Linked DNA regions of Mus musculus: regions 1, 3 and 4 are each linked to region 2. The links are chromatin loops, found by intact Hi-C in ENCODE. Cell type or tissue: heart. All regions are shown on one strand. Region 1 overlaps Prpf19 (pre-mRNA processing factor 19). Region 2 has its middle 10 kb from the start of Ccdc86. Region 3 holds the start of Pga5 (pepsinogen 5, group I). Region 4 has its middle 1.7 kb from the start of Cd6.

Evidence for each region. Peaks named below come from ENCODE experiments on the same cell type or tissue, not always from the same donor. Only the 100,000 strongest peaks of a DNase experiment are listed, where the experiment ranks them.
Region 1: a loop joins it to region 2, with 4 times the contacts of the local background. A loop is called at or near these places in 24 of 42 quality-filtered maps.
Region 3: a loop joins it to region 2, with 4 times the contacts of the local background. A loop is called at or near these places in 28 of 42 quality-filtered maps.
Region 4: a loop joins it to region 2, with 3 times the contacts of the local background. A loop is called at or near these places in 4 of 42 quality-filtered maps.

What each region holds. Positions count from the first base shown.
Region 1 is chr19:10,906,981-10,909,480 of GRCm38, forward strand. It overlaps Prpf19 (pre-mRNA processing factor 19), which reads left to right. Exons shown (of 16, transcript NM_134129.4): 16 at 1-2,500. Among named protein-coding and RNA genes, the nearest start is that of Zp1, 12 kb to the right of the region's middle. In heart, a CTCF peak has its summit at 1,123 (motif pointing right); no DNase peak of the experiment used is centred here; H3K27ac peaks cover 841 bases.
Region 2 is chr19:10,958,424-10,960,923 of GRCm38, forward strand. No RefSeq gene overlaps it. Among named protein-coding and RNA genes, the nearest start is that of Ccdc86, 10 kb to the left of the region's middle. In heart, a CTCF peak has its summit at 1,338 (motif pointing left); no DNase peak of the experiment used is centred here; H3K27me3 peaks cover 196 bases.
Region 3 is chr19:10,677,502-10,680,001 of GRCm38, forward strand. Pga5 (pepsinogen 5, group I) reads right to left here and starts at 570. Exons shown (of 9, transcript NM_021453.4): 1 at 418-570. The coding sequence starts at 470. In heart, a CTCF peak has its summit at 1,145 (motif pointing right); a DNase peak (open chromatin) is centred at 1,180; H3K27ac peaks cover 212 bases.
Region 4 is chr19:10,830,520-10,833,019 of GRCm38, forward strand. No RefSeq gene overlaps it. Among named protein-coding and RNA genes, the nearest start is that of Cd6, 1.7 kb to the left of the region's middle. In heart, a CTCF peak has its summit at 1,139 (motif pointing left); a DNase peak (open chromatin) is centred at 1,082.

The DNA of each region.
Region 1 (2,500 bases), 51 kb before region 2:
TCCTCACACTGACATCCATTCTGGACTGAAGAAGCTGTGGCTTCTCGTGGGATTGCTCTAGTTGAACATGCCCTCAAGCAGTTTTATTTCCTTTTTCTTTGAAGGCTGGGTTTCTCTTTATAGCCCTGGCTGTCCTAGAACTCACTCTGTCTCCTGAGTGCTGGGATTAAAGGCATGTGCCACCATTGCCCAGTGAAGTGTGGTCTTTAAAAAATTGTGTCTTACAGTTCTTCGGTAACAGGGTAAATGTGAAATCCGTTTCAACAACTAAGTAAGAGATGGGCTGATGTCTGCAGGTGTCTGCAGGTGCTAGTGCAGTGCCAGTGAAGGGAGAGGGGAGGTTGAGGGCATGGCCTGGGACATCCTGGGCATAAACTGGTCCCCAAAGCTGGCCAGTACAAAGCCATTGAGTGGTTGTTAGATGTTAATGTGCAGTTTTATGATCCACCTAAAAAGATAGTGAAAGACAAGATGTGGGAAAGCCTTTCTGGTCAGCCTGAAGTTGTGTGTGAAGTGTGTGGCATGTGCACAGGGGAGCCCTGACATACACCAGAGATGTAAACACATAGCCACCCCTCCTTATAGGGCATAGTTTGTATAGTACCACCTCACAGGACAGTGAGAGAGTGCATGCAGTTAGGGCAGGAAGTACAGGAACGGATGTCTGGAAGTCCGCTGAGTGACCCCTCCACCCACCCCTTGTATGAGGGAGCATTCCCAGTCAGCCTAATCTTGAAGGTTTCTTGCTAGTAGTTGCAGCTACTGTGATGGAAGGTGACACAATAAAAGCAAGCTTTCATTTGGGGCTTGATGGATCCTAAAGGGCTCCATCTTCCTGGACTCATTTGTAGGCCACACAATCCTAGTAGGTAGGGTCTAGGAGCATCACAGGGTCTGGTGCCAAAGAGAATGTGTTTGCTATGAAGTGGGTCAGTGCTTACTGTACCCGATGAACATTTGAACCTCTGGATGTTCAAAACTATGTCCCTTAGCTGTTGAACTGACAGCTTGAACTTGCGCTTGAACTTGGAGTGCCAACTACAAGGTCACCTAGGTGCAGGGAAATTAACACTAGCTCCCAACCAACCTAGTACCTTGGCTGAGCTGCAAAGCATGCCTCTAGCCAGCAGGCGGTGCTAATTCCTTTCTGCAGGTGAATGTCAGAGAAGCCTAAGACTTGGCCTTTGCCTGTGATTTTAAAGCATAGTTTCAGAGACAAAGCTGAGACAGCAATGGATAGCTAATGACCTCCTTCATGGGTCTTGGGAGTGTAGGGTCATAGTTAGTATGGACTTTGGCATCAAGCCTCAGTTTAACTCCTAACTATACCTTTTTACAATGAGTCTTGTGTCTGTCTCTACCTGTTTGTGGTGCCTACCTGGTAGTGCTAAGAGAGCTGGTAGTAAGCTATTGCAAGGAGCACAGGGTGGCCCTCAGTAACCAGTGACTGTCCCTGCTTTGGTATGGCTGTTGGTAACAGTTAAGGTGGCCCTTAGTGCTTGACCCTAATGGTGTTAAGGTTTGACCTAACTTCTCCATCTTTTTTTTTTTCTTGGTTTTTCGCAACAGGGCAGGGATTCTCTATATAGCACTGGTTGTCCTGGAACTCTGTAGTCCAGGCTGGCCTCAATCTCAGAAATCTGCCTGCCTCTGCCTGCCTCTGCCTACCAAGTGCTGGGATTAAAGGCCTGCACCACCATTCTCTGGCTGACTTCTCCATCTTTAAGCCCGATGTTAAAACTTAATCAATCCAGCTGAGTGTAGTGGTGCACACCTTAAATGCCAGCACTCAGTGGTAGGCAGATCTGAGTTCAAGGCCAGCCTGGTCTACAGAGTGAGATCCAGGACAACTAGGACTACATAGAGAGTCCTGTCTTGCAAAAGCAAAAAGCAAGCTGCACAAAACCAACAGCTCATCAGTCCAGCCAGGGAGGCAAGATGAAGCAGGATCCAGGCAGGACTGAAGCTTGAAGGATTCCTCTGCCCGCCTAGCCCCACGCTAAGGATTTGGATGGCACACATTGGAAAGAGAGATTACAGTTCTCATTGTTACAGCAGAATTCTCTCTAGTCCACACCAGCACCTGACAGGCAATTCCTCACCGCCTACATTGGTGCTCTGGTCTGTCCTCTTGCCCTAAGTCTGTGGATTGAGTCTCTGCAGGCTCCCCTCTCAGAGGCCTACATCTAGACTTCTGCCTTTGGCAGGCTCCCCGTTCTCATCCAGGCGGAATGTCAACATTGTCAGCATTCTGAAGAAGGCCCCCACCCCAACCCCCAGAGTTCCCAAATTAGAAGCTGTTTTTACTTCCCAGAGGTTTTGTTTTTATTTTCATCACATCTGTGTGACTTTCTCCCCACCACCCCCCACGTTAGTTCAACAGTGACTTAAAGGATATAAAAATAAAATTTGGCATTTTTGTTGTTTACTTTTAAAGACTGGTCTGGTATTGCTGCCCATTATTGGAACAGAAAAGGCCTTTTGCATTAAATGTGCCTGC
Region 2 (2,500 bases):
TCATCCACAGTTATTTTTATACCACTAAGTCTTGGGATGGCTTGTTAAACAACAGCAATTGCCATCAGTTGGCTGGAGTAAAAAGAACCAGATTTGTTTGAAGGAATCTCACCAGGTATATTAACCACACTATAGGACAGTCCCCATGTCCAGGAGTAGCTGGCCAACAAAAACCAAGCCAAACTGAGTAGTATTTCTGTAGACTTTTCCCTCTCATTTTGCTTTGTTAGGGATTTCTTTTTGTATTATTGTTTTGTTTTGCCTCTTTTGACTTCTGTTTTTGTAGGTGTGTGTGTGGTTTGAGGGAGGGAGGGAAAGAGGGAGGGAGGGAGAGAGGGAGGGAGAGAGAGAGAGAAGGAAGAAGAAGAAGAAGAAGAAGAAGAAGAAGAACAACAACAACAACAACAACAACAACAACAACAACAACATAGGGTTGGATGGGTAGGGAGGTGGGAAGGATCTGGGAGCAACTGGGAGAGGAGAAAAATATGATCTGAGTATATTGAATGAAAAACAAATTTTTCAATAAAAAAAATTAATTATCCATTTGGGAAGATCAAGTGCCCGAGAAAGGGACAGCAACAGCTTTATTCCTTTGGGATGGGAGAGGCATAAGACTGGAAGCCTTTTAAGGGGATGTCAGCTTGGGTATTATACAGGGCCCTGAGTCCTTTCCTCTCTCGCATTGGCCCTGCTTAGATCCCTGCCCTTGTGCCTTCCCACTTCTCTTCAGTGAGCAAGAAGCTGTCACCTCATAGAGCCTGCCTTTGGTTTCTCTAACCCCCTTCAAGTCCCTGGCATTTGCAGTTTCTCTCTCTCCCCGGAGGTCTGTAAGGCTTGCAAGGTTTCTAGAAGATGATTGCTTAAGAGCTTGAGGTACTTCAGTGTTCCTCAAACCTAACCAGGCAGCTTGCAGCCTTGTCACAATGCAAACAGTTTCAGTACTCTGGGAAGGGGCCGAGTAGCATTTCTTTCAAGCTCATGGGGATGCCAAAGCCACTGTTCCCTGGACAGACCTTGGAGAAGGCAGCAGCCACTCTCTTGAGCAAGCACTGGATCACTGGGCAGCGCTCCCACCTTCTTAATCTCTGTGAATTTTGTTCTCTTGCTGTGTGTAAGAGAAACACTTGTCTCTAACCGGAGACAACAGCAACAATGCAAAGAATGTTCCCAACAAGTGCAGCTTGATGGCCAAGGTGTTTATTAGCTGTAACACACAGACATGCTGCGTTCACACGAAAAGGTCAAAGCCTCTCACCTGTTAGTGTCTATTTTACAGGGCTCCAGGGCTACTGAATGATCAATGCAAATCCTGACTTAGAGTGCCACCTAGTGTCAGAAAGTAGAAAGAACTACAGGTCAGAGAAACTGCCCAAATCAAATTCAGAAATTCATTCTCATGTGCACTGGGCCCTCCCCCCCGCTGAGCAATTATTATTACATTAGTAGCGGTGCCTCCCTGGGCAAGTTGCTCGGCCTGCCTGAGGGTGAACAGGGGAGGGCAAGATTGGACAGGCAAGAAGCCTCGCATTGCCAGGCCTTGGGCTTGTCCTCGAGCTGATTGACGAGCCAGCAAGCGGTGCAGGTAACTTAACGTCTAGGCAGTCTCCAGATTTTCCACCGAATAGACCCAGTCAAAACGATCCCTAAAGTACCACCTGGGCGCCCAGGCCTCATCCGAGTGTAGGGATTCTCAATGCTGGAATATGTGTGTTTGTTATGAGGGCCTGTCCTGTGTTCAGAGGAGTGGTCAGATGTGTGGCTGGCTCTTCTCTGTTAGAACCCAGACCTGTCCAGCTACAGTCTCTCGCCTCCCTCGGCTGCCATAAAGAGCTAACAGCCCACACCAAGTACAACCAGGCTGGCGGAAATGAAGATATCCTGAGGAGAAAATGCGGGTTTCTCCAGCCGACTCTCAGACTATTCAAACAATGGACTCCAAGAAGTGGGATTTCCCTGGGAGTCTCAATCTGGGAGAAGGAAAAGACTCCAGCAGCGGGGAGGGTACTTGTTTCCTAGAAATGAGATTTTACCCTTAAAAGTTTGATTCCCCCCCCCCCCCCTTAAAGATAGGTTCTCGGGGCTAGAGAGATGGCTCAGCTGTTAAGAGCACTGACTGCTCTTCTGAAGATCCTGAGTTCAAATCCCAGCAACCATATGGTGGCTCACTACCATCCATAATGACATCTGATGCCCTCCTCTGGGGTATCTGGAGACAGCTACAGTGTACTTGCATATAATACGTAAATAAATCTTAAAAAAAAAATAGGTTCTCACTATGTATCCTGGAACTCACTCTATAGACCAGGCTGGTCTTAAATTCACAAAGACCAGCCTGCCTCTGCCTCTATGCCTGTCTTTGTGTGTGTGTGTGTGTGTGTGCACATATTTCTAATAACTTTTCAGGTCACTTTGTGTAGACACTGGTGTGTCGGAGGTGGACTGGATCACACCTTGACTGGCTGCTTAGATGTGTGTATCTGTCCTGGAGATGCACTGG
Region 3 (2,500 bases), 280 kb before region 2:
GAGCCCAAAGAGAGATAGAGGTCTGTGGACACTGAGACTCTCAGAGAGGTGGAGGAGGGATCTATAGGGATGGACGGATGGACAGACAGACAGACATTCTGAGAGAGACCTAAAAGACAGTGTAGCAGCTATACCCCTACAGATGCACAAGTTGTACACGTAAGGATTTTGGTAAGAGACACCCACACAGCCCATGATGTGACTTCTGCTGCTGCACACTAGCCCCAAGACTTCTGGGCCTTCCAGTGTTCTTGGCAAGCTATCACTGATGAATGGACACCTGGAGGTTATGAAGGCCACTGGGGATTTCATTTCCTCCTTCACCATGGGATGGGCAGGGGATGAGAGGGTCAGACAGTTTTACAGGAGAGAAAAAGAGGCCAGGAAGACCGCTGATAGCTGTCGGTTTGTACTTACTTGACCAAGCACTCTGAGAGGGCCACAAGCCCAAGGACCCAGAGCCACTTCATGATCCCTTCTCAGGCTTAAGGTGCTAGGGAGAAGTTCTGGGCCTGAAGCTGTGTGGAGAACTGCTTATTAAGTTCGTCTGGCCTGCTCTAATCAGACCCTGGAGGGCCACTAATGGGGCCTGATAAGAAATGCAAACTTGCCCTGATAACATCTTTACCCTCGTCAGGAGAGGAAAGGGCTAAAAATTCTCAGAATCTAGGGAGTTTTCGTGGCTGAGAAGGTAGCACCAAGTCACCTGATTTCACAGAGTGGAGAGACTCTTGCTATCTTGGTGATAAAGACACTGTGGATAAAGTGACAAAGGTAAGTGCCAGGTGCCTCTCTGCTGGTCAGATCCCACCAGCTCCTCACTGGCCTGTCCTCATTAGAGAGTGGGTTGCTGGCAGGAACAGAAGGCCGAGTCTGACAACCTGAGTTTGATAGCCAGGGCCAAGTTTAACCTCCATACACCTCTGTGGTAGAGGCACCCACCCACCCACATCAAACAAACAAACACATAAATACAACAGTAAATGTAAAATGTATCCATGATAAGTGGAAGACTTTTAAAAAGTTTATTTTTCTTTAAAAACCAAAAGAAGATAGGCAGCTAGTCCTTGCCTTCGTAGAGTGACCGAGGAGGCAAAGTGGGTTGTAGTCTGGGTGGCCATGGTGGGCATGATGCCATATTATCTTACCACAAGGGGGCAGTCTTGAGTCAGCTCTGACCTGCCAGTGCCAGGCTGGAAGGAAGCCAAGATGCCAAGTTGGCCACATTTTTGAGAGAAGTCAGAGCCTGGATTTTTTTTTTTTTTTATGTAAAATTCCTGCTCTTTAAATGTTAGCAGCTGGGGTATTATGATGCATGCACTTTGGTTTTCACACACTGTTCCTGGCTCCTAAGTTGCTCCCTGCAAATGAGAAGACACTTCATCCCAGAGTGTGCAACAGGGACACCATGAAGAATCTTGGACTCCTGTGGGGAGAAGAGTATTAGTCTGTATTTTATGCTGTAGTGCCAGTTTAAGGAGGTAAACATATGTATCCCAGGCCAAAGGCTCCCAGAGGTGTTTTTCTGACAAAATGCTTAGAAGAATATTTATTTGCTCGTCTGGATGGGCAGACAAATCAGGGTCCTATCAGGGGAGCTGTAATAGGGTGCTGGGGACAGCATACAATGACAGGGACTGCCTGCAGTAGGCAGAGATGGAGACATCTCAGAAACCCATAGCAGCTCCTTGTAGAAAAGGATGGCGTCTGGGACCCTGAGAAACAGGAGACACATCCCTCCAGGGGACCTGCTATCTGAAATAAGGGACTGCCTGAAGTAGGCTAGGATGGAGACATCTCAGTAGCCCATGGCAGCTCTTTGTAAAAAACAGTTGTTCCATTTCTTCTAACATTAGCCCTAGACAATGGCTATATAGATTTTATTTGTGTGTGACTGCTTTTCAGTTGACCTTGGTATGCATAATTATTCTATTATATCTGACTTTCTTACTTCTTTCTCCTTCTACTCTGGTGAATTCTGTGAAACTAGATGTTCCTTGATGTAATGATCCTTCTCCTCCTCCTCCTCCTCCTCCTCCTCCTCCTCCTCCTCCTCCTCCTCCTTCTTCTTCTTCTTCTTCTTCTTCTTCTTCTTCTTCTTCTTCTTCTTTTTCAAGACAGGGTTTCTCTGTATAGCCCTGGCTGTCCTCTTTGTAGACCAGGCTAGCCTTGAACTCAGAAATCTGTCTGCCTCTGCTTCCCAAGGGCTGGGATTAAAGGCATGCGCCACCACGCCCGGCTGATGTAATGATTCTTAAACAATTAAAAATTGAGGCATGGGACAGCACAGCACAGCACAGCTCAGTCCTAAGGGCCCAGGTGCATGCTGTGTGTGCTCATCTTGGAAACAATGCAGTAGCTACACAATGGTAGTTCCAGATCAATGCTTGATTTGCAAAGAAAGTTTGAAGAAATTATTAGAAAATGAAATAGAGCCAACACTGGGACCCCAAGAAAGGAAAAAAAATTATTAAAGTTATGAAATAAGTTTTATATGACA
Region 4 (2,500 bases), 130 kb before region 2:
TGTGTGTGTGTGTTCATTCATGTGTGTGTATGTTTGTGAGAGAAAGTATGTGCATGTGTGTGCATGTGTGTGCAAGTGTGTGTGTGAGCATATGGTATGCGTAGTGTATATGCACATGTATGAATGTGTGTATCTATGTGTGTGTATATTTGTGCGTGTGTGTGTGTGTCTGTGTGTGTGTGTATGTAAGTTTGAAGCTGATGTCAGAGTAGTCTTCTTCAATTCAATTGTTCTCTGTTATTTATCGAGGTTGGGTCTCTCACTGTATCTAGAGCTCCTGATTCCACAAGTTTAGCTCGCCAGCTTACGCTGGAGGTCCCCATCTCTGCCTCCTAAGTGCTGGGATCTCAGGAGGCTGCCATACCTGCAGGGCTTTTGTGTAGGTCCTGACAGTCTGAGCTCTGCTTCTCATGCTTCTTTGGCAAACTACTGAACCATTTCCCCAGTCCTGGGGTGCACGTAGCAAGGGCCTAAGCTTTTCCAAAGGAAACCCCAAAGAATAGGGGGTCTCAGAGAAGGACTCCCCCCCACCTCCACGTGCCCCAACCCAGGTGGGAGTTGCACAGAGGTGCCAAAGAATCTGGATCCCATCTTTGAGGACTGCTCGCTGTTTGTGTCCTGGGCAAGAGGGCAAGCGGAGTTTCAGCAGATGGCTGTGCAGGGAGGCTGCTGGGGAAGGAAAAGATTCGGGAGGAAAGGGCTAGAGCGGGAAGGACCAGGCTGCCTAGGCGTGCTGAACCAGGCTAGAAAGTAGACTGTGCATTTAGCTCACCAATGAGCCCCCCCTCGTAACACATAGTAGGTGTTAAATAGGTTTTGTTGAGAGAATGTGGGAATGGATAATTTGTCTCTAAGCAGAACCCTAGAGTCTAGAAAGAGACTGGTTCCAGATTCCAGCCATGCCTCATACAACATTTTTTGGTACTCCACTTCCTCCATTCTAGCTTGTTTTCATTTCTCCACTTGTGTAATGGAGAGGATTTCTCCCACTAGTAGGAGTGTCCCACCAGCTGAGGGGGATATCTGATGTGGCAAATTGGGAAGCCATAGTGAATCAGGCTCCTCCCACAGTGAGACCCCGCCCATCTCAGAGGGAGAGAGGGACAGGACTCTGTCCTGGTACCGGCTGAGGGCGCCCTCTAGTGAAGAGTGTCTGGCAACACAAAGGGCCCCGGGGCATAGGCAGTTTTGTCGGGCTTCCAGATTCCACTCCACTCATCTCTGGAGGCTTGGGAGTGTCACTCCAAGGGAAGAAAAGAGATGAAACAACTTCCCTGCTTTCAAGAAGCATACATTCTCAAGAGTGAGATGGCTCCGTGGGTAAAGGTGCTTGGTGCCAAGTGTGATGGACTGAGTTCAATCCTTGGGACCCACGGACCCATGTCACATGGTAGAAGGAGGAAACTGACTTCTGCAAATCTCCCTCTGACGTCTGACCTCCACACATTCACCCACACAGACACGCACTAAAAAAAAAAAAAAAAAAAAAAAAAAAAATTAGTGGCTCCAAAACCAGAGTGGAAAGGGATTCTTCCCCAAAGACAAAAGAAAAAGACGGAATAGAAAGAAAGGGCTGGTTTCAGTGGCAGAGGGAGGTACAGGGGTAGGTGCTCCTGGTACAGGAACTGGGTACCTCAAGGCAGGACAGCAGAGGGTGAGTGTTATTGTGGCTAGAAGGACCAAGCCACTCATGCTTCGTGGGCGTGAAGCTCAGAGCAGGAAGCTAGAGGATGTGTCCAGTTGGATGCTCAAGTCAGTGAGGTCATTGTTTATTTTTAACTCTTAGAACCAAGACCTTTGGCTCTTGATTTTCAAGGGACACCAGTGGCTCTCTGTACTTGAGTAATGCAGGCATTTTCACTATCTCTCCATGAACTTGGCCCAGCAAAATGACAAAGGAATGGGTTTTAAAGCCCACAGAAGTAGTCCAACTCCGTGCATTGTGTCATGGCATGTGCACACCCCATTCCATGTGTGTGTGTATGTATATATGTGTGTGTGTGTGTGTGTGTATGCATATATACATATACATACATACATACTTACATGCATATTTAAGACAGGGTTGCTGAAGGTGAATCATGATGTGGAATTTAACACCATCATAGCTTCACAGAGACTAACATTGAAACCCAGTCACCCATCCTGTGCTTTAAATATGTCTTTCCCCACTTACAGTTTTGTACTAACATGCATGGGTCATCTGGAACAGACTGGTTCGCCAAATTAAGAATTATTTACCTCTATCAAATATCAATGCACTTTATTGCACAATATCAGGAAATCAAAGTCACTATATCTCTGACCCCGTCCAGGAACTTCAATTGCTGGGAATCTGTCTATATCATGGTGGCAGGGTTTTCTAAAACTCAGAGTTTTCACTTAAAAGCTCCAGTTCCATCAGTAGCAACAACGACCACCAGTTGTTTCCCTTGATGTGACAGGCTTGCTATTTTCCCATTCAAAACACTGCCTGACAGTTTCTTCAGTGTGAACAGTT